Linked DNA regions of Homo sapiens: regions 2, 3 and 4 are each linked to region 1. Evidence: chromatin contacts called from ENCODE Hi-C or POLR2A ChIA-PET data. All regions are on one chromosome and are shown on one strand. Each heading gives the region's core, a stretch centred on a gene start or an enhancer-like site at or near the end of the contact. The rest is flanking DNA. Distances are from core to core; before and after follow the strand shown. Region 1 holds the start of MACORIS (macrophage enriched lincRNA repressor of IFN-gamma signaling). Region 2 holds the start of LINC02644 (long intergenic non-protein coding RNA 2644). Region 3 holds the start of CCDC7 (coiled-coil domain containing 7). Region 4 overlaps LOC105376481 (a long non-coding RNA gene).

Region 1 (4,746 bases), core at 782-3,281:
ACCTCCACATGGCCTTCAGACAGGCATGGTTGCTGACCTTCCTTACCCTCCTCAACCCCTCTACCCTGTGGACCTAGGGTCACTTGGGTATTATATTATACATAAACCTAATAGACAGCCAGCACAGGAGCCTGCACCAATTTAGAGCTCACAGTCATAGCATGACCATATGTCCCAGTTTGCCTGGGACAGTCACCATCTACACCTGTCGTTCTGGCATCGTTATTAATAGCTCTCCTTTTCACTCTCATCGGTGTCCAGGTTTAGACAATAAATTATATGGTTACTCTAACTTTTCATCTGAGACAAGGCACATTCTTTGGTTTATACTGACACCTGTAGGCATACAAAATGGCTTGGGAGAAATGGAAAAGTGGAAGGCTCTCCCTTTCCTCAGTCTCTGGGATTGCCTCCAGACTCTGCTGAGAACCCCAATTATTTGGTGTGATTCTAGAAAGGGGCAATGGAGGGGGAAGATTTCTCCTTGAGGCTGCTACACACTCTGCCACCATAAATGTCCAGGGTTCTACAAACACTTAATACTCCAGAAAGGATGTTTTGACCACTCCTGTTGGTGACAGGAGTCACCATCAGTTTCAGGTCAAACTATGAGACCCCATGGCTGCGTGAGCTTTGTAGATGTTCTCTGGATGGGAGATACAGCCATGCATGGCCCGCCCTTGGGGATCAGCAGTTGTCTGCAAAATGCAGGAAAAGCATCATGTGGACGACATAGGACTACGAGCCAGGGGATTTTCACAGCTGGAGAGGCTTACAAGGAGGCTCGAGCTGGTCAGTTTCAAGGTTTCTGGGCCTGCGTGTTGGAAATTAGGTCACCCTTAGTCTGCCTTGACAAAGAAGACACAGGACATTGGAGGGTGATGTGAGATGCAGTACACGAGGGTCTTACCCTCTCATCTCCCCCGGGTTCCATCACGACACCTGGACTCCAATCTGAACATCAGAAACAATACAAAGCACTTTTAAAAAATTAAATTCAGAGGTCGGGACAGCTTGGGCAGGACTAATTTGTGTGCTTGGCTGTCACAGTGATGGATTTGAGACAGATTAACCCTTGGGCTCCTGGGCCCAGCAGCCTGGGATTGGGTGGGGGGGTGCATTTTCCCTGCATGAAATTACCTTTGTGTAGGGCCCTCTGTCCCAGCAGATGCTGCTCCCTTCTGTTCCCTCACACCCCTGGGCCAACTGTTGTAAACCCCAGAAGAGTGAAAAGAAGCAATTGCCAAGATAAGAAAGCAGGCTTGCAACTGTGTTTGTCCTACTCCGAGTCATTCGGGGTAGGAAAGGGAAACACAGGATGTCTGACTTCCAGGTATTCTTGTAGGTTTTTACGGGGGCTTTTGTTTTTGTCTTTTCTTATTCTTATATTTTTTTAAGACAGCCCTGTGTGGTGAAGTCTCTAGTAAGATAGAAACCTAGGGCTTCACCAGTTCCCTCTGAAAAGGGTTTGAACTGGATTCTCTCAGACTCCCTGTGAGAAAATCCCAGCCATGCCCCCTGACCCTTGTCTTGGGGCTGTGGGGGCTGGGCTGGCTGCCTTCTGGCTGACACTCTCGGAGCAAGCAGACCATAATGAGTCAATTCTCTGCTGTCTGCTATTTAAAACAACGGGTTCCTTCCTGTTTCCTACGCGCTGACTGAGGCGTCTTCTGTGTTAGAAAAAAAAAAGAAACTCAGGAATAAAGTGCCTCCTCTCACAATGAATGGGCTACACATTTCGGCCCGCAGTGACACAAAAGCTCCTAACTGTTTCATCTGTACAGATGGCTCTCATTTGGTGTTGGTGGCATGACTCTGTGAGGTAATTTCCCACATACTTGGTCCATTTAACTGGAGGAGGGTAAAAACCTCCTCTAAGCCAAGTTAGAATCCTCCAAGAAATAGAATTGCTCTTAGCCCTGAGTGTGAAATTTTTGCAGAAGTCCCTGAATTGCAGATGTTCCCTCCAAGAGGGAAGGAGGGAGAGTGCGCAATCTCCCTGGTCTGAAGTGAGAACGGCCTATGCTCTCACTCTTTGTTCCCCTCCCCAGGGAAATCCAGTTACCCACTGGGAGTGAGCTGCCCCCTAACCCCGCATGACCCTGTTCCCCGGGAGGGGCAGCCTGGGGAGTGACAGGCATGACCTCGATGGTGGGCCAGGGGCCTCCTCAGGTGAGTCTTGACCTAACTTTGGCTCTTTCTCTATTTCTCAAACTAAGTGGGAGGGATGTTCAGAGGGAAGCCAGGTTCCCTTGGTTATGCAACACTTGAGTTGCAAATTTCAGTAGCAATATAGAAGGCAAAGCAGTTCTGGCTTTCTTAGCGACACCACCCAGCTTCCGGGTCCAGAGGGACACTAAGATGATTATCTCTCTGTGTGCACAGCTCGGTGACGCTGGGGGCCCAGGCTTCCTGGGGGAGACAGACCAGCCTTAAGAATGCTCAGGAATTGCTGGGACGTTGGTTCATTCACTCATGCAGCAAATGTACTGGTCCCTGGCACCAGCTGCAGATGCAGAAGATGAGCACGTCATGGCTCCCTCCTGCAAGAGCTGTCAGTTTTTGGATGGTGGGAATGTAAGAGACACATCAGGGAAGCAGGTTTCATGGAGGAGGTGCTGTTGGGCCAGGTCCTGAAGAGAAGGGCTAGGACTATGTTAGGCTGAAAGGGAGGATGACATTCCCAACAGAGGGAATAATAGGAGGAAAAGCACAGAAGACATATACATGTGGTATGTTTAATAAATGTAACAAGCATCAGTGTCATGTCTCAAGTGCAAATGTTGGCACTCTGTCAGGGACTGCACGTGTGAATAACTAGATGGGCGTGGCCAGAGTATGGTGTATATGTATGTGTGTGTGTGTGTGTGTACATGTGTGTGTATGCGTGTAGCAGGAGGCCTGTGAAGGGGTATAGGACCAGAGGCTTGAAAAGACATGCTAGAATCAGACTGAGAAAAGTCTGTTAGCAAAAGGAAGCCCAAAAAGAAGCTTTAAAAAGCTCAAGATCTACAAGAGTTGGTTGGTTCGAATGAGATAATCAGGCTTGTATCTTCAAGTGCTCATCCTGGATAACATCTGGGGAAGGGGTTGGGAGGGTGCAGTGGGCAGGAGGCTAAGGACTAAGTAGGAGTACTGGAGATGGGGACACCCCCTTTGTGCTTGGGGGTGGCATGGGGAAGGGGAGGAGGCCCCCGCTGGAGTGGCAGGAACGATATTGGAGCACTTACTGAGGTGCTGAACTTTGGAGCAGCTCATCCAGGGAAAGAAAGTGAGTTCATTGTTGTGAATTTGGGCTTCCAGAGGGACAGCAGGACCAAGCCCATATTGCAGGGCTGTCAGGCTTTGCAAACCCACGGATAGGCATGTAGAACCCCCGAGACAGGGAAAGATCCTGCATGAATGAGAGGAAGGCCAGGAAGGAAGCGGAGATGGAAGAGATCAGTGCCTAGGGCCCAGCAGGAAAACAGGTGGCCAACCAGAGAGCTGGAATGGGGAGCAGAGGGATGGGGGAGCCTGGGGTCTGCAGCAGTGAGAGGTGGGCACAGAGCCAGCCTGGGGGGTGAATGGCACAGGACACTAGAGAGGCAGGACGGGCCTCATGACTACTGCCACACATTCCTTCTGCCTCTTGGCTTGGGTTTGGAGAGACAAGACTCAAGAGCTGGTGGAGGTTGGCAGTGTGGAAGGCAGAGGCTTGGAGACCAAATTGGGATGAGGAGAGAGACATGGGTTCCCTGACACCCTCACCCAAACTCAAACCCCAAGGCCAGCTCCACAGCCCATGCCTGAGCTTCAGCTCCTGAATTCAGGAGGAATTAATGTTCTCAATGCCAATATGGAGTGCCCCCAGGTACCAGCTGAGGCTGTTCTAGGGCAGCTTTGTCAGAGATGCCTACATTTTCTTGGTACCATTCCCATAAGAATGTTGGGTACTTCCTGCTGTGACCCTCTCAAAGCACAGGGCTTTCCTTTTTTCAGTAGGTTTTGACTTAAAGCCAAGGAAATCCTCGTCGAAAGGCCCTCTTGACCACTTACTGGCCACAGGACCTTGAGCAACTCAATAACCTTCTCCAAGCCTCTTGGAGTTGCTGTGAGTGAGTGAGCTAACATCCATGGCACTCCACACTGCCCCAGTCCACATGACCCCATGAGGGCAGGCATTGTCCTTGGTTTCATTCTGTCATGTGACCAATGGTTACAACAGTGTCTGACACATAGGAAATGCTTCGAAACATATCTGATGAACAAATGAATGAATGGAGCATCCTTTCATTCATGAAATTACCTTTGTGTGGGGACCTCTGCCCCAGCAGATACCTAGTATTCTTCTGGCACTCAGGAAAAGTGGAATAAATGTGCATTTCCTTTCTTCCTTATTTTTTTTCAGCCCCATTTGCTTCCCTTTACCCCACACCTTTCTGTCATCTTGGTCTCATTTTTACTGCCTTCCTCCTCACCCTTCCCAACTCACCTCTCATCGTCTCTCACTCTCACTTTTATAAAAAGAGGAGCAAACAGTGGCTTGGTCACACTCTTAGTATTCTCTCACAAACACTTTTTATTCTTTATATGACCAGTCTGAGACTTTTCCAAATATTTCTTTTCTGCTTCCCTTTTAATAACAAATTTCATCTTTACATCATTTATCTTCTCTTGAATTTTACTATATGCAATTCAAAGAAGCCACACAGCACCGTGAATGCTTTGCTGCTTAGATATTTCTTCCACTAGATATCGTAGTTC
Region 2 (4,746 bases), core at 948-3,447, 980 kb after region 1:
GGGCGGAAGTCTGAGATCAAGGTGTGGGCAGGGTTGGTTTCTTCTGAGGCCTCTCTTCTGGGCTTGTAGAGGGCCGTCTTCTCCCCGTGCATCTGCACACGGTCTTCCCTCTGTGCATGCCTGCCGCCACTTCCCAATTTCCCCTTCATATAAAGACACTAGTCAGATTGGATTAGGCCTACCCTGAAAACCTCATTTAACTTAATGACTCAAGTATCTCCAAATAAGGTCACATTCTGCGGTACTAGGGGTTAGGACTCCAATCTTTTTGGGGGAGTAGGTGAAGGGGAAAGAGTGGGGCACAATTCCATGCAGAACAGGTTCTTGTTGCATTGCTATTATTATTATTTTTAGAGACAAGGTCTCACTGTATCACCCAGGCTGGAGTGCAGTGGTGCAATAATAGTTCACTGCAGTCTTGAACTCCTGGGCTCAAGTGATCCTCCCACCTCAGTCTCCCAAGTAGCTGGGACTACAGGTGCACCCACCATGATTGACTAACTTTTAAATATTTTTATAGAGATGGGGTCTCACTATGTTGCCCAGGCTGGTCTCAAACTTCTGGGCTCAAGCCATCCTCTTGCCTCAGCTTCCCAGTGTGCTGGGAGTACCGTGTGAGCCACCATGCCTGGCCCTGCATCATTATTTATGCTTCTTGGTGAATTATCATTATTTTTGTGTCCCAGGGAATGCAGATCCCTTGGGGCATCAGAGCCTAGATATAAGATATATTTGCGTTCTGTTGACCCTTAAGCTAAGTACCCACTCAAGAAATAATTGAATGAACAAGTAGTAAATACAAGTATTCATGAATGAATGTGGACCACTGCAAATAATGAGAGGTCTGGAATGTGCAACATGTTACTAGAAATAGACTTCAGCAGATGCTGTGGCTGTCGTGATAACCGTATGTGAATCTGTGGAAAGACTCCATCCAACCAAAAAAAAAAATCTTTCCCACTGGGACCTCAAATACCGTTGGCAAATGACGCTCCCTGCCGGATCTTTGCAGTTCCTGATTTTAATAATGGAATGGCCTCCTTCAGGAAGGAAGCATGGAGGGTGAGCGGGGAGGATGAAAGGAAGTCATAAGGACAGGTAGGGTCCTGCTGCATCGTCGTCTTTTAGGACAGGCTCTGACACTAACCAAGTCCTGCAATCCCAAATGCACTCTTTCCCCGTTTGCTGTCTTCCATCTGCAGAAACCGCTACTAAACATTAGGCTTGTTTTATTTTTCTTTGCTTCCATACAGGCTCTTGGTCAGTCATTGCTCAATATTTCTTTTTTTTTTTTTTTTTTTTTTTTTTTGAGACACGGTCTCACTTTGTCATCCAGGCTGGAGTGCAGTGGTGCAATCACAGCTCACTGCATCCTCAATCTCTTGGGCTCAGGCAAGGTTCCCACCTCAGCCTCCCTAGTAGCTGGGACTACAGGCACGTGCCACCACACCTGGCTAACTTTTTGATTTTTTTTAGAAACAGGGTCTTACTATGTTGCCCAGGCTGGTCTCAAACTCCTGGGCTCAAGCGATCCTTCCCTGTCAGCCTCCCAAAGCGCTGGAATTACAGGCATGAGCTGCTGCACCCAGCTAATATTTCTTTACCCTTATGGAGCTAACAAATCATGTTCCAGCCATTTCAGGATGAATGCTAAAACGGTGTTCAGATGGTAAAGTTGGACTTAATTCAGTGAGATTTAATAATAGACAATTTATGTCGATTTCCAAATAATACAAGTCAGTTCCAATATATCCCTTAAGAGACTTCCAGAACCCCATGGCGTCAGATGTGAAGAACAATCCCCACAGCTCTGCTGAGGCTGGGAGGGCGCTGGGGCTGTGGCGTCCTCCGCGCTGCCTTTCTTTCTGTTAGCTTGCATTCGCTTCTGCTCCTGAGGCTTCCTTTCCAATCTCAGCTGCGCGACAAAAGCTCAGTAGAGGCAAAAGCTCAGTAGAGGCCAGTTCAGTATTAGAAACAAGGGACGCTGGTCTGTTAATCTTTCTTCTCTATTAGTCCCCAAGGATCAGCTTTAGACACTGTGAAACCAGTGGGGCATTTCCATACAGGCTCCACACTCACAGCGCATCCATGGTACTGATGGTAGGAACAGAAGCCTCTGACGCTTTCCCCTGGCAGGTCCATCTTTCTGATCTAATCCTGGGGGTGCATCCATTGTCAGAGGTCTGGAGCAGCCCAACATCCTTTCTCTGGGGAAAAGAGCAAATGCATGCAATGCAATGTATTTACTTTTCAAAAAGAGGAAGTCTTCTTTGGGCCAAATGCCCTACCAATACAGTTAATTCTCAGTTATTTGCATTTGAATTACCTTGATGTTTTTGCATTTGAATTACCTTGATATTTTTGAAAATAGAGCACTGTACTTTTTTTAAGAGGCAGGGTCTTGTTCTGTTGCTCTGGCTGGAGTGCAATGGCAGGATCACAGCTCACTGCAGCCTCTACCTCCTGGGCCCAAGAGATTCTCCCGCCTCAGCATCCTGAGTAGCTGAGACTAAAGGCACGCCCCCGCCATGCCCAGCTAATTTTTAAATTTTTTGTAGAGACAGGGTCTCACTATGTTGCCCAAACTGATCTTGAACTCCTGGCTCAAGTGATTCTCCCTCCTCAACCTCTCAAAGCACTGGGATTTTAGGCGTGAGCCACTGCACCTGGACTTGCACTGGTACTCTTTATTGACTTCTTGGTAATTGTCCCCCATTACTAGTGGCTACATTAGTTCAGAAAGGATTTGCACAGAGGCCTGTTTTGAAACATGTGTGCTTTATTCTGGATCTAAGCTCAAGAAAGACCTGTGAAAATGAATGCCAAAGTCTCTCTCTGGGCCATGGCTTGATTGTGCCTACCCTCAGGGAGGAATGAGGGATGGCTGAGGATGGTGGGGTAGGGGCCCTGGGCCAAAAATCCCCAATCCCTGGGCCACAGACCAGCAGTATTGGTCTGCGGCCTGTTAGGAACCGGGCTGTGTGGCAGGAAGTGAGCGGTGAGCCAGAGAAGGAAGCTTCATCTGTATTCACAGTGGCCGGCTCCTCATCAGTTGCATTACTACCTTAGCTCTGCCTCCTGTCAGATCCACCCCAGCAAAGGAGATTAGGAGATTCTCATAGGAGCACAAACTGTATTGTAAACTGCGCATGTGAGGGATCTAGGCTGCAGGTTCCTTATGAGAATCCCATGCCTGATGATCTATCACTGTCTCTCATCATCCCCCAGACGGGACTGTCTGGTTGCAGGAAAACAAGCTCAAGACTCTCACTGATTCTACATTATGGTGAGTTGTATAATTATCTCATTGTATATTACAATGTAGTAATAATAGAAATAAAGTGCACAGTAAATGTAATGCGCTTAAATCATCCTGAAACCATCCCCCACCTGCTGCCCATCCATGATAAGATTGCCTTCCATGAAATCCGTCCTTAGTGCCAAAAAAGTTGGAGACCGCTACCCTGAGCAATCCTCAGTTTAGGTCTTCACCACGTGCCTCCTGGGATTTCAAAGCCTCACACACACATAAGCAAACATCCAAGGACTAGTGTCTACAGCCCATTGTTAACAGAAAAATTAAGAGACAGAACACAGTTTTTCTCTTTATTTATTATTTATTTATTTATTTTTTTTTGAGACAGAATTTTCACTCTGTCGCCCAGGCTGCAATGCAGTGGCGTGATCTCAGCTCACTGCAACCTCAGCCTCCTGGGTTCACGCAATTCTCCTGCCTCAGCCTCCAGAGTAGCTGGAACTAGAGGTGCGCGCCACCATGCCCAGCTGATTTCTTTTGTATTTTTAGTAGAGATGGGGTTTTACCATGTTGGCCAAGATGTTCTCGATCTCCTGACCTTGTGATCCACCCGCCTCGGCCTCCCAAAGTGCTGGGATTACAGGCATGAGCCACCACGCCCAGCCTCTCTTTATTTTTTAAGAGACAGAATCTCGTTATGTTACCCAGGCTGGAGTGCAATGGCACAATCATAGCTCACTGCAGCCTCAAACTCTTAGGTTCAAGTGATCCTCCCACCCCAGCCTCATGAGTAGCTGGGACTACAGGTGCACAAGTTTTCTTTAAAAAAAGGCAAGCATACACATTTATGTTAGTAGATGTAAAGACAACTCTAGAAGAATATAAACCAGATTATTAAAGTACTTGTATTTGGGAAGTGTGATTATCTATGATTTTCAATTTCTAGATTATATATCCTTGTAATGTTTGCATTTTTTACATAGAGCAGGTGTTACTACTTTTTAAAGTTGCTTTCTTGAGGTATAATATGTATATGCCATAAAATACACTCATGTAGTTGAATAAGTTTTTTTATTATTTTTTTTCTTTTTTGGAGATAGGGTCTCACTTTGTTGCCCAGGCTGGAGTGCAGTGACTTGATCATAGCTCACTGCAGCCTAGAGCTCTGGTGCTCAAGTGATCCTCCTGCCTAAGCCTCCTTAGTAGCTGGGATTACAGGTGTGAACCTCCATGCCTGACTAATTTAAAATTTTTTTTTGTAGAGATGGGGTCTCTCTGTGTTCCCCAGGCTGGCCTTGAACTCCTGAGCTCAAGGGATCCCCCTGCTGTGGCCTCCTAAAGTGCTGGAATTACAGGAGTGAGCCACCGCGCCTAGCATAAGTTTTAATCCTTCATAGAGTTGTGCAACCATCACCACAAGCCAGTTTTAAAACATTTCCATCGCCCCAAAAAGATCATTCATGCCATTTGCAGTCAACCTCCACTCCCAT
Region 3 (4,746 bases), core at 1,478-3,977, 740 kb before region 1:
AATAGTGATAAGTATTAAAAGCTAGTATCAGGTTTGAAAAAAATATAAATAATTAGCAATTCTACTGAAAATGAGAAAATAAAGGCCTATATATTTGTTAATAACAATAAACATGATTCAATTTTTGGAGAAGCAGTATCTAATGTTCAGAAGATCATCCGATATATATGAAGAGACCAATAATAGGATTTTTTTTATTTGCCAGAAACCATGGCAAAAGTTGATGGTATCCTGTTAGCACATTTATGCAAAACATAAATATCAATACCAAATAGTATAACATACTATTTTAGAGAATAAAATATAAAAACAAATAATAAAACTTACAGATGTTATAAATAAAACCACTTTGAATAAAGTTTTAAAAACTAATAATTTCTCAATTATTTTGGACATATGGACAGCAGATAACAATTGTTGATGTAATTATGGATTTCCAAAATGCAGATATTTCAATATGTGAACATTTATTAGGATTTTAACAAGTAGATGACACCCCGCTGGAAAAGAATCATATATATGTGTAAGAGACTACTCATAAAAAATTAAAATTAAAAATATATAATATATATGGGGCCAGGGATACATGCCCTTAAATATGTCTGACAAGCACAAACAGAAAATTCTCAAAAATAAAAATTCTAAACTAGGTTGTGAACAATAGAACGAAAATATCTTAATAGCACTGAAAATGTTTATTTCATCCAAGAATTATACAACTGCTTTTTTGTTTCGATGAAACACTATAGTTAACACTATAGTTAACTGAATGCATAGTTGCCAAGCATAATTTTTAAATCATAATCAAATATGACTTTGCAAAAATAACTTGTCACTAAAAATCCATTTGAAGGAAGAACACAATGCTCTCTTGGAAATTACTGATGATAATAGTAAATAAACACATTATAGAACTTGAACCAAAGCCCCTGCAAAATATTCCCTTTTACATTTTTCGTTTTTTTGAGACAGAGTTTCGCTCTTGTCGCCCAGGCTGGAGTACAATGGCACAATCTTGCTCACTGCAAACTTTGCCTCCCAGGTTCAAGCGATTCTCCTGCCTCAGCCTCCCAAGTAGCTGGGATTACAGGTGCCCACTGCCACGTCCGGCTAATTTTTGTATTTTTAATAGTGACAGGGTTTCACCACGTTGGCCAAGCTGGTCTCGAACTTCTGACCTCAGGTGATCCTCCCACCTCAGCCTCCCAAAGTGCTGGGATTACACGCCTGAGCCACTGTGCGCCCTGCTCCCTTTTACATTTTTCTCATGCCGATTGTGACACGATGCTTTCAGTAAAAATTAATGATACAAGCAAAATGATGCAGAAACCAAGATTAAATTTACAAAATTGAAAAGCCTCAAAAGAATTCTGAATAAATTACATTGCCAAAGAAACTCCATCAAAACCTTCAGGTCCAAGCAAACATCAAAAATTCCATCAAAACCATCAGGACCAGGAAACAGGACGTAAGAAGAGTGGCCAATGAGCCAATAAGTAAAACCAAAAGGTTATATATACATAGAAAGCAAGGAAAAGAAAATATCACCAAGGACCGAGTGATGAACTACGTCAAATGCTGAGTCAAGTAAAATGAAGACTAAGCTGACACTGGATTTGGCAACATGGAGGTAGGTCATTTGTAACCTGAAGAACGGCAACAATTTCAGTAGAATGATCGAGGTAAATATCTGACTTACCGTTCAAAAGAGAGGAAGTAGGAACAATGAATTGAATATAAGCACTGTAGAGAAATTTTACTATAAAAGGGAGTAAAGAAATACAGTATTACTAGAAGAAAACATGGTCAAGAGGAAAGTTCGATGGAAAAAAGAACAAGTGTATATGCTGTTATGGATTGCATTGTGTCCTCTCTCCCCAAAAAAGTGTGAGGGAGGGAGGGAGGGAGGGAGGGAGGGAGGAAGGGAAGAGGGGAAGGAAGGAAGGGAGGGAGGGAGGGAGGCAGGCAGGCAGGCAGGCAGGCAACGCTCACTTGGTGCAAAAAAAAAGAACCTGACAAATGCTCCGATGAAGTTCACATAAATACAAAAATAGTCACACGCAATGAATACTCGTATTAGCAAGCAAATATTTAAGGACTTTACATATTTAATTCATTTATCCCTCCTAACAATGCTAGGAAGTGGATGTCAGCATTACTTCGCCCAAGTGCATCCGTCCCTTTCCGCCACCACGACAAATGTTTTCTGGTTTCATCCTTCAAGGATTAACTTACATTCATTTCAAATCCTTTAATGATAAAGTGTACAAAATAGAGGAGAGCGGCAGGGGTTGGCAGGGGACGTAGGGAAAGGATGATTTGCCTTCGATCCTACATCCTGCATAAAAAGCAGCACAACCGCCACGGAGGCAGCCAGGCAGCGGGAAAACTAAGTGCAAAGCCAGGACTCTCCCGAAACCCTCAGGTCCTGCTAAGGGAGCCGCTCCCGAGGCTCCCCGCCCTGTGTACCTGCTGAGACTGTGGGAAGTCGGGTGACTGGGCGGTTTGGCCTTGCTGGCTCTAAGGTGAAAAACTATTTGCCTGAGGAAGATGACAATTCCGAGCCTGCCAGACTTCCTTCGAGACGGAAGCCTGAAAACTCCTCAGACTCCAGCACCTCCCTTTTACAAACTGACGTTTGTGCTGAAAGAAAAGGCCCGGCCTCTGCGCCCCCGGGCGGCAGCAAAGACCGCCGGGCACCCGCCGCCGGCGCCGGATGGGGCCGTTGAAGCCACGTCCCAGGCGCCCGACGCCACGACGCCTTGGCGCCGCCGGCGTCGCTGACGCTGCGAGCGTGAGCTGCGCGCCGAGAGCGGAAGAGGAGACGCAGTTTGGCGGCTGTGGGGATTTGCCGGAAGGTTAATAATGTCCATGGGCACATCGGCCTCCTCCTTTCTTATTCTCTCCCAAGTGTAATTCCAGGACGCCCCCTGAGCGCAGATTCATCCAGGCATTTGGCCTAGAGGCCCGCGGAGGAGAAATAAAGTACAGGCCTGGTAGGACCTTTGAGAACCTGGGCTTCAGCTACAAAACCAGAGCCCCAGTCCTTCATCTGCTGTCTCCTCAAGCTCTTTTCAGTGTATTGTGGAGTTCATTACCACTCTAAGCTCGCACGGAAGTGTACACCAGCTTCGTGATCTTAAAAGCAAAACAAAATCAAATGGACTAGGAATTAACTTGAAGCAGAGTTGTGACACTTAAGTGGTTTCTTGCCATCAGTTTCCACGCACTGCTTTAAGATGCAATTTTACAAGGTAGAGTTTTTTAGATAATTTGACCTCAAGAAATATATTAATTTTGTCTTTAAGTTGAACGAAGTAAAATGTTTTTAATATTTTAAAATATTAATTGATACAATTTAACTGTTAATAATGCCTGTGTGTAAATGAAAGGAATAGGAAAGATGGAACTAAAACTAAAAACCAGGAGGTTTAAAGGAGACCTTAGATTTGACTTAGTAGATTTCAACTATTTTCTAAAACTCTGAAAATTCATTATATCTAATTATTTCTAATTTTCCAGTAAAATCTGAATGCCTCACAAGAGATTCCTGAAAATTTATCAGCTCCCAAGAGCTGGTGTAGGCTAGCTCCATCACACCACTAGGAGTTACCATTGGGGTTGCCTGGAAAGGGAAAACAACACATCTTCTGGTGTACCAGAAATGTTCTGTCTTCTGCTCTTTCTGGGTGTGTTCAAAAATTCATGAAGGCAGGCTGGGCGTGGTGGCTCGCACCTGTAATCCCAGCACTTTGGGAGCCTGAGGCAGTGCATCACTCGAGGTCAGGAGTTCGAGACTAGCCTGGCCAACATGGTGAAACCCCATCTCTACTAAAAATACAAAAATTAGCCGGGCGTGATGGCGGGTGCCTGTAATCCCAGCTACTTAGGAGGCTGAGGCAGGAGAATCACTTGAACCCAGGAGGTGGAGGTTGCAGTGAGCCGAGATTGTGCCATTGCGCTCCAGCCTGGGCAACAGAGCGAGACTCCATCTAAAAAAGAAAAAAAAAAAAAAACATGAAGGCATATGCTTATTTATGCACTTTTCAGTATGTGTGTTTTATGTCAGTAACAAAGAAAATGTACATATAAATGATCAGATTTATTAAGCTTTCCACCAACAATTTTTTATTTTTTAAAGTTGGCAATAAAATTAAGAAAGTAGTTTAGAAAGAATTGAATTGCTAAATTCCAAATCTCCCAAAACCGTTGTAAATGAAAGGGATAGGAAAGATAGAACTAAAAGTCAGGAGAGATTAAAGAAGACCTTAGATTTGACAAAGCCAATTTCAGTTATTTTCTAGAACCCTGAAAATAGATTACATCTAGTCATTTCTAATTTTGTTGGTAAAATCTTAACGGTCAAGTTGTCAAGTTAGCATACATTAGCAAAACTCTCAGCATGAGTCTAGCCAAAAGTTCACCATTCATATCTGTGGCCTTAATAGCACAGCTAAGAACCACAGAAAAGTTATCAGTGCTGACAATGTAAAGCAAAGAAGTTTAAAAAGTTAATAAATTTAAGCATGTAATATCAAATTTTGCAGTGGTTTGAGTCTGTGACATGAATCGATTATTCTTTGAAAACAAACAATACTTATGAATAGAGAGGAACTTTTTCATCTGATGAAGGACATCTGTGAACTATCTCCAGCTAACATCATTTTCAATAGTGAAAAATTGATTTTTCCTTAAGATTGGAAGGAGGCAAGGATATTTGCTCTCACTATGTCTATTCAGTATTAT
Region 4 (4,746 bases), core at 1,033-3,532, 610 kb after region 1:
TGATGGTTCTGCTTCCACCCTTGTGCTTCTCCAGGGCACACGTCAGCCACAGGAATCCTTTTAAACAGATGGTGTCACTCCTTTTCTCCAAACTGATAGATCTGATGGCTCCTGGCTCACTCCATGAAAGCCCAAGTCCCTCTCAGGCCCTGCAGGCTTCACCTTCCCCCGGCCTGTGTCTGGGGCCCCATCTCCAGCTGCCTCCTTGCATCTGCTGCTACTACTGCCTCCTGCCTGCTCCTCCACAGCCAGCCTCGTTCCCATGAGGGCCCTGCACTAGCTGCACTCTGTCAAGAATGCTTTTTCCCTGGAAACACACAGGTCTCTTGTCCTCAACTCCTTCACATCTTGGATCATATTTCCCCCTGTATTCTATTTTTATTTATTTTTTTAAGAGACAGGGTCTTGCTGTATCACCCAGGCTGGAGTGCAGTGGTGCAATCATAGCTCACTGCAGCCTCACACTCCTGGGCTCAAGCCATTCTCCCGCCTCAGCCTCCCGTGTAGCTGAGACTACAGACATGCACCACCACCCCTGGGTACTTTTTTAATTTTTGTAGAGATGGGGTCTTGCTATGTTGTCGAGGCTGGTCTTGAACTTCTGAGCACGGCCTCCCAAAGTGCTGGGATTACAGGTAAGCACAATGACGCCTGGCCATATTTCCTCTTCTTAAGGCAAAATGCCCCCCAGCCCTCCTGGTCTCCATCACCCTGTTGCCTATTTTTTCACAGTGTCATTCATTTTTTAACTTCCAAATTTACTCATTTATTATATTCATTGTCTGTCTTCTTCCACTAGAATGTGAATTCCCCAGGGACAGAAACATCTTTGTCTTGCTTACAGAAACATCCCCCATGCCAGGTAGCACTGGTTGAGTAAACGTTTGACTTGGAGGTATTTGTTCCAGCAGGCTGGATGCAGAAATGACGGTTCTCAGTTCCAGACTGTGGCTGCTCCAAGATATCCAGTGTTCCATTCATGTTGGAACAAGACCCTGATGGGAACTACAAATGCCCACATCAGTGTCTGGGCTTCTGGGAGAGGGGCTGGAAATGGTAGACAGGGAGTCTGGCTCCAGCTAAGCCAGCAGAGAGTTGTTTCAGCAAATCGGAGGCAGAACGCCACTCCTATAGGCTGCAGGGATGGGGTGGGTTGGGGTGGAGTGAGGGCTTCAGGACTGGCGGGAAAACATAAGCCAGGGTTCGGGGGTAGCAAGGCTCATGCTGAACCCCTGCACTGCCCACGATAGGTGACCTCAAGTCTTGCCCATCCTGCTCAAGATGGGCCTAGCACTCAGCAAGGAACCCTAGGATACCCCAGGTTAAGGTCTTCGGGGCTCTCTAGGAAGAGTCAGGGCACAGGGTGCCAAACCAGTTACATAATCTGTAGGGCCCAGTGCAAAATGAAAATATGGCGCTCCTTGTCTAAAAGTGATTGCGAATTTTAAGATGACAAAAGCAGGGCATTAAACCAAGTGCAGGGCCCTCCCGAGCCCAGGGCATGTGTGACTGCATAGGTCACATGCCCACGAAGCTACGCCTGCTCAGGACTGACGGCACTGATGGCTTTTCAGAGATATTCCTGCTGGCCAGGCACAGTGGCTCACGCCTGTAATCCCAACACTTTGAAAGGCCGAGGTGGGCGGATCACCTGAAGTTAGGAGTTTGAGACCAGCCTGGCCAACATGGTGAAACCCCATCTCTACTAAAAATACAAAAATTGGCCGGGCGTGGTGGCACATGCCTGTAATCCCAGCTACTTGGGAGGCTGAGGCTAAGGCAGGAGAATCGCTTGAACCTGGGAGGAGGAGGCTGCAATGGCTGAGATTGTGCTACTGCACTCCAGCCTGGGTGACAGAGCAAGACTGTCAAAAAAAAAGAGAGAGAGATTCCTGCCAGAAAATTTCTCATAATAAATCCAGCTCACTTATGCCCAAGATGTGCAACATAAGGAAACAAGGAAAGAAGCCCTGGGGTGTAGCGGGAAACAATCTCAGAGAAAACCTAAAGGCACCCAAAACTGAAACCCTGCAACTAGCAAAAGGACCTGATGTGTTGCAGGATGGGGACAGCTGGGAGCAGGGGCAGAACGGTGACATCAAACAACCAAGGTGGCCTCTGGGGCTGTGTTCATGTCCATGGGAAATGAGCCACCAAGAGTCCAGCACATTCTTCATTCCAAAAGTGGTCAGTGACCAGCAAGAGGTAAGCAGAGAAGTGGAAGCAGGAAACTGCAGTTAGAAAAAACAAAGCTGGGTTGAGTCACACGGTTGTGGCTTGAAGTGCTGGGAAGCCCAGGGCCTTTCCCCTTGAGTCAGCTGAAGGGGTACACGTTGCTACCATGACCTTACTAACAACACTCAGTAGGTGTCTACAAAGAAAAGCCGATGCTGAGCCAGGTACCACCACCTTTCATTTGGATGGCACCTTACAGTTTAGAAAGTGCTTTGATATGCATAATGACTTCAGTTGATTCTCTCAATAACCCTATTAGGTTAGCAGAGTATCATTGTCCCCAGATAGGTGGACTGACTCGCCCAAGGTTGTTGGCAAAATCCATTCAAGTCCAGCACTTTTTTCTTCTCTTCCATAATGCTCCTGTCACTGGTGCCTGCCATCATCCCGGAGTTCATGGCCCGAGACTGGCAAACGCCGGCCAGGGCGTTACAAGCATCCATGTTGACTAATTGCACCCAACATCCCAATATCTTGCCAGTGGTACAAAAGGAATAGGTGAGCTGCTGGGCTGTGCAGCACCTACCACATCCTCCAGAAAAGGTAGACGGTCAGAGAGATTGGGCATTTCTTTCATACAAACATCACAGGAGCTGCTTTTGGGAATCGTCTGTTAAATGTGAGCTGCAGATTAGACCAAGATGAACAGAGGGTTGTGATCCTGAGTGACTTAGTATTTTGAAGCAGCCTGTTAACCTTTTATCAGAAGGATTCCTTCAAAGCATTAGTTTACGGCACTAAAATGTGGGCAGATTATTTGCCAAATCACATTGTTATGCACAGCTAACTAACTGCTTTGCAAAAACTGGTACCTGTGGATGCACAGTCAATGGCTTTGAGTCAAATATGTCAATCATTAACATTTTCTCTAAAAATTAACAAGTGCAATTAGCATGTATCAATGAAATAATTGCTTGAGTTCACTATTTTTTTAAGCTGAATCTCCATTTGAGTCACACAAAAAGAAAATGAATCTTAAAATCATTTCCATTTTAGCAGAGGCACATGTTAAAAACAGCTGAACTTATTTTTCCCTCCTCAATTTCTGCAAAATTCACTCCCAGGTTTACTTACTGTGCCAAGTTTCAGAGCTGAGCAAATTTTTATGGTCTAGTTATAAACCCTAGAAAAACAAGGTTTATAGGAAATGTTGACACAACCTTAACTAAAGTGGTGCTAGCTGACACCTCTATATTTTCAATTTGGGGATTTCTACTGGGAAAGTATAAACGCTAATTCAGCAAAGGAAGCCAACTATAATAAAAATGTTGTAGTCTTCCTGTTCACCCCATGAAGTTCTACTTCAAAAGATGCCAGTGCAACGTGGAGGTGAGTTAGAGTTAGAATGATCAGCATGGAGAGCACCTGCAAATCGCTCAGCCTCCTGGTTACCTATAAACTTCGCCTGGGAATGCATGACCTCACCATGAGTCACGGCTGCCCACAGCAGTGCAGTCGGAGAGACGGCGGAAGATGTCAGGTCTTTACGCAAAGGTGTCTACTAGTCTCTCCCTGCACACCTTCTAATCTATCCTAAATGGAAACCCAAGTTGATTTTTCACAGGCCAGTAAAGCGAGCCACTGAGACACTGAGAAGCTAAGAAGATGGGAGTGAAGGCACGCCATGGAAGGTTGACTTTGAGTGCGGTGGGCTCAGACTGTGGTAGTAGTGGGGCACCAGGTGTAAGGGCACACTGAGACATCGGGAGGCAGGACCAACAACAATGAGGATTTCCCCCATCCTGCTAAGCTGCCCAGATGAGAAGCACATGTGTTCAATATTTAGGCTTTAATTTTTTCCCCTCTGAAACAGGAGGAGGTGGGAGAAGGGGTAGCTTTGATTCAGGTCCAGAGATAAAGACTGACTGACACACACACGGACCATAATAGGGGACAAAGTGAGTTAAGCGGAAGTAAATGTTTTAAAATCCTCAGCTAGATAGACTAAACAGCACTGGCCCGGGAGTCAGGAGACGCAGCTGTCTGTCTGTCCGGGCGTTCCCACTTATGAACTGAGACTCCAGGCGGTCTGAGTGGCCTCCCCACGTCCTGTCCCAATTTCGTCACTGGTGAAATGGAGTTCAGCCTCTGTTATGGGACAGCGGTGAGGAATAAGTAGAGTTATGTCCCTGGAAGTGGTTTGTGAATTGTAAATTGAAAGGCAAATGGGAGTATTACTTTGTATTGATTGCATTTCTACTTTGGAAAACTATGTTCAGAAAATGGAAATATTTTCTTTTTTTTATTTTACTTTAAGTTCTGGGATACATGTGCTGAATGTGCATGTTTGTTGCATAGGTATACATGTACCATACCATTCAGGACATAAGCATGGGCAAAGACTTCATGACTAAAATACCAAAAGCAATTGCAACAAAAGCCAGAATTGACAAATGGGATCTAATTAAACTAAAGAGCTTCTGCACAGCAAAAGAAACTACCATCAGAGTCAACAGGCAACCTACAGAATGGGAGAAAATTTTTGCAATCTATCCATCGGACAAAAGTCTA

Evidence for each region. A loop is a pair of places that touch in the nucleus more often than their neighbours do. ChIA-PET counts read pairs that join two places held with the same protein, here RNA polymerase II (POLR2A). Pooled maps may share reads with other maps.
Region 2: a map with no recorded cell type shows a loop between it and region 1 (4-fold over the local background). The contact joins the promoter of LINC02644 here to the promoter of MACORIS in region 1. A Hi-C loop is called at or near these places in 2 of 168 maps with a recorded cell type or tissue (GM12878 and endothelial cell of umbilical vein), 10 of 37 single-sample maps with no recorded cell type and 10 of 50 pooled maps.
Region 3: a map with no recorded cell type shows a loop between it and region 1 (18-fold over the local background). The contact joins the promoter of CCDC7 here to the promoter of MACORIS in region 1. A Hi-C loop is called at or near these places in 2 of 37 single-sample maps with no recorded cell type and 2 of 50 pooled maps.
Region 4: a pooled map shows a loop between it and region 1 (9-fold over the local background). The contact joins the enhancer-like site here to the promoter of MACORIS in region 1. A Hi-C loop is called at or near these places in 1 of 37 single-sample maps with no recorded cell type and 7 of 50 pooled maps. POLR2A ChIA-PET finds 5 or more read pairs at or near these places in 3 of 52 experiments (BJ, activated B cell and activated CD4-positive, alpha-beta T cell).

What each region holds. Positions count from the first base shown.
Region 1 is chr10:31,704,732-31,709,477 of GRCh38, reverse strand. MACORIS (macrophage enriched lincRNA repressor of IFN-gamma signaling) reads left to right here and starts at 2,031. Exons shown (of 2, transcript NR_184023.1): 1 at 2,031-2,172. RefSeq lists an enhancer at 1,593-1,782.
Region 2 is chr10:30,720,670-30,725,415 of GRCh38, reverse strand. LINC02644 (long intergenic non-protein coding RNA 2644) reads right to left here and starts at 2,197. Exons shown (of 2, transcript NR_134497.1): 1 at 2,080-2,197; 2 at 1,676-1,997.
Region 3 is chr10:32,444,121-32,448,866 of GRCh38, reverse strand. It overlaps CCDC7 (coiled-coil domain containing 7), which reads right to left and starts at 2,727. Exons shown (of 44, transcript NM_001395015.1): 1 at 2,470-2,727. It overlaps LOC101929431 (a long non-coding RNA gene), which reads left to right and starts at 2,811. Exons shown (of 3, transcript NR_120660.1): 1 at 2,811-3,254. RefSeq lists a silencer at 2,557-2,786 and an enhancer at 2,857-3,176.
Region 4 is chr10:31,098,772-31,103,517 of GRCh38, reverse strand. The region is part of intron 1 of LOC105376481 (a long non-coding RNA gene); the gene reads right to left. Among named protein-coding and RNA genes, the nearest start is that of ZNF438, 69 kb to the right of the region's middle. RefSeq lists an enhancer at 2,122-2,181. Within about 2 kb of position 2,282, at least 3 of the 41 ENCODE cell types and tissues checked have a DNase peak (open chromatin) inside an H3K27ac peak, as active enhancers do.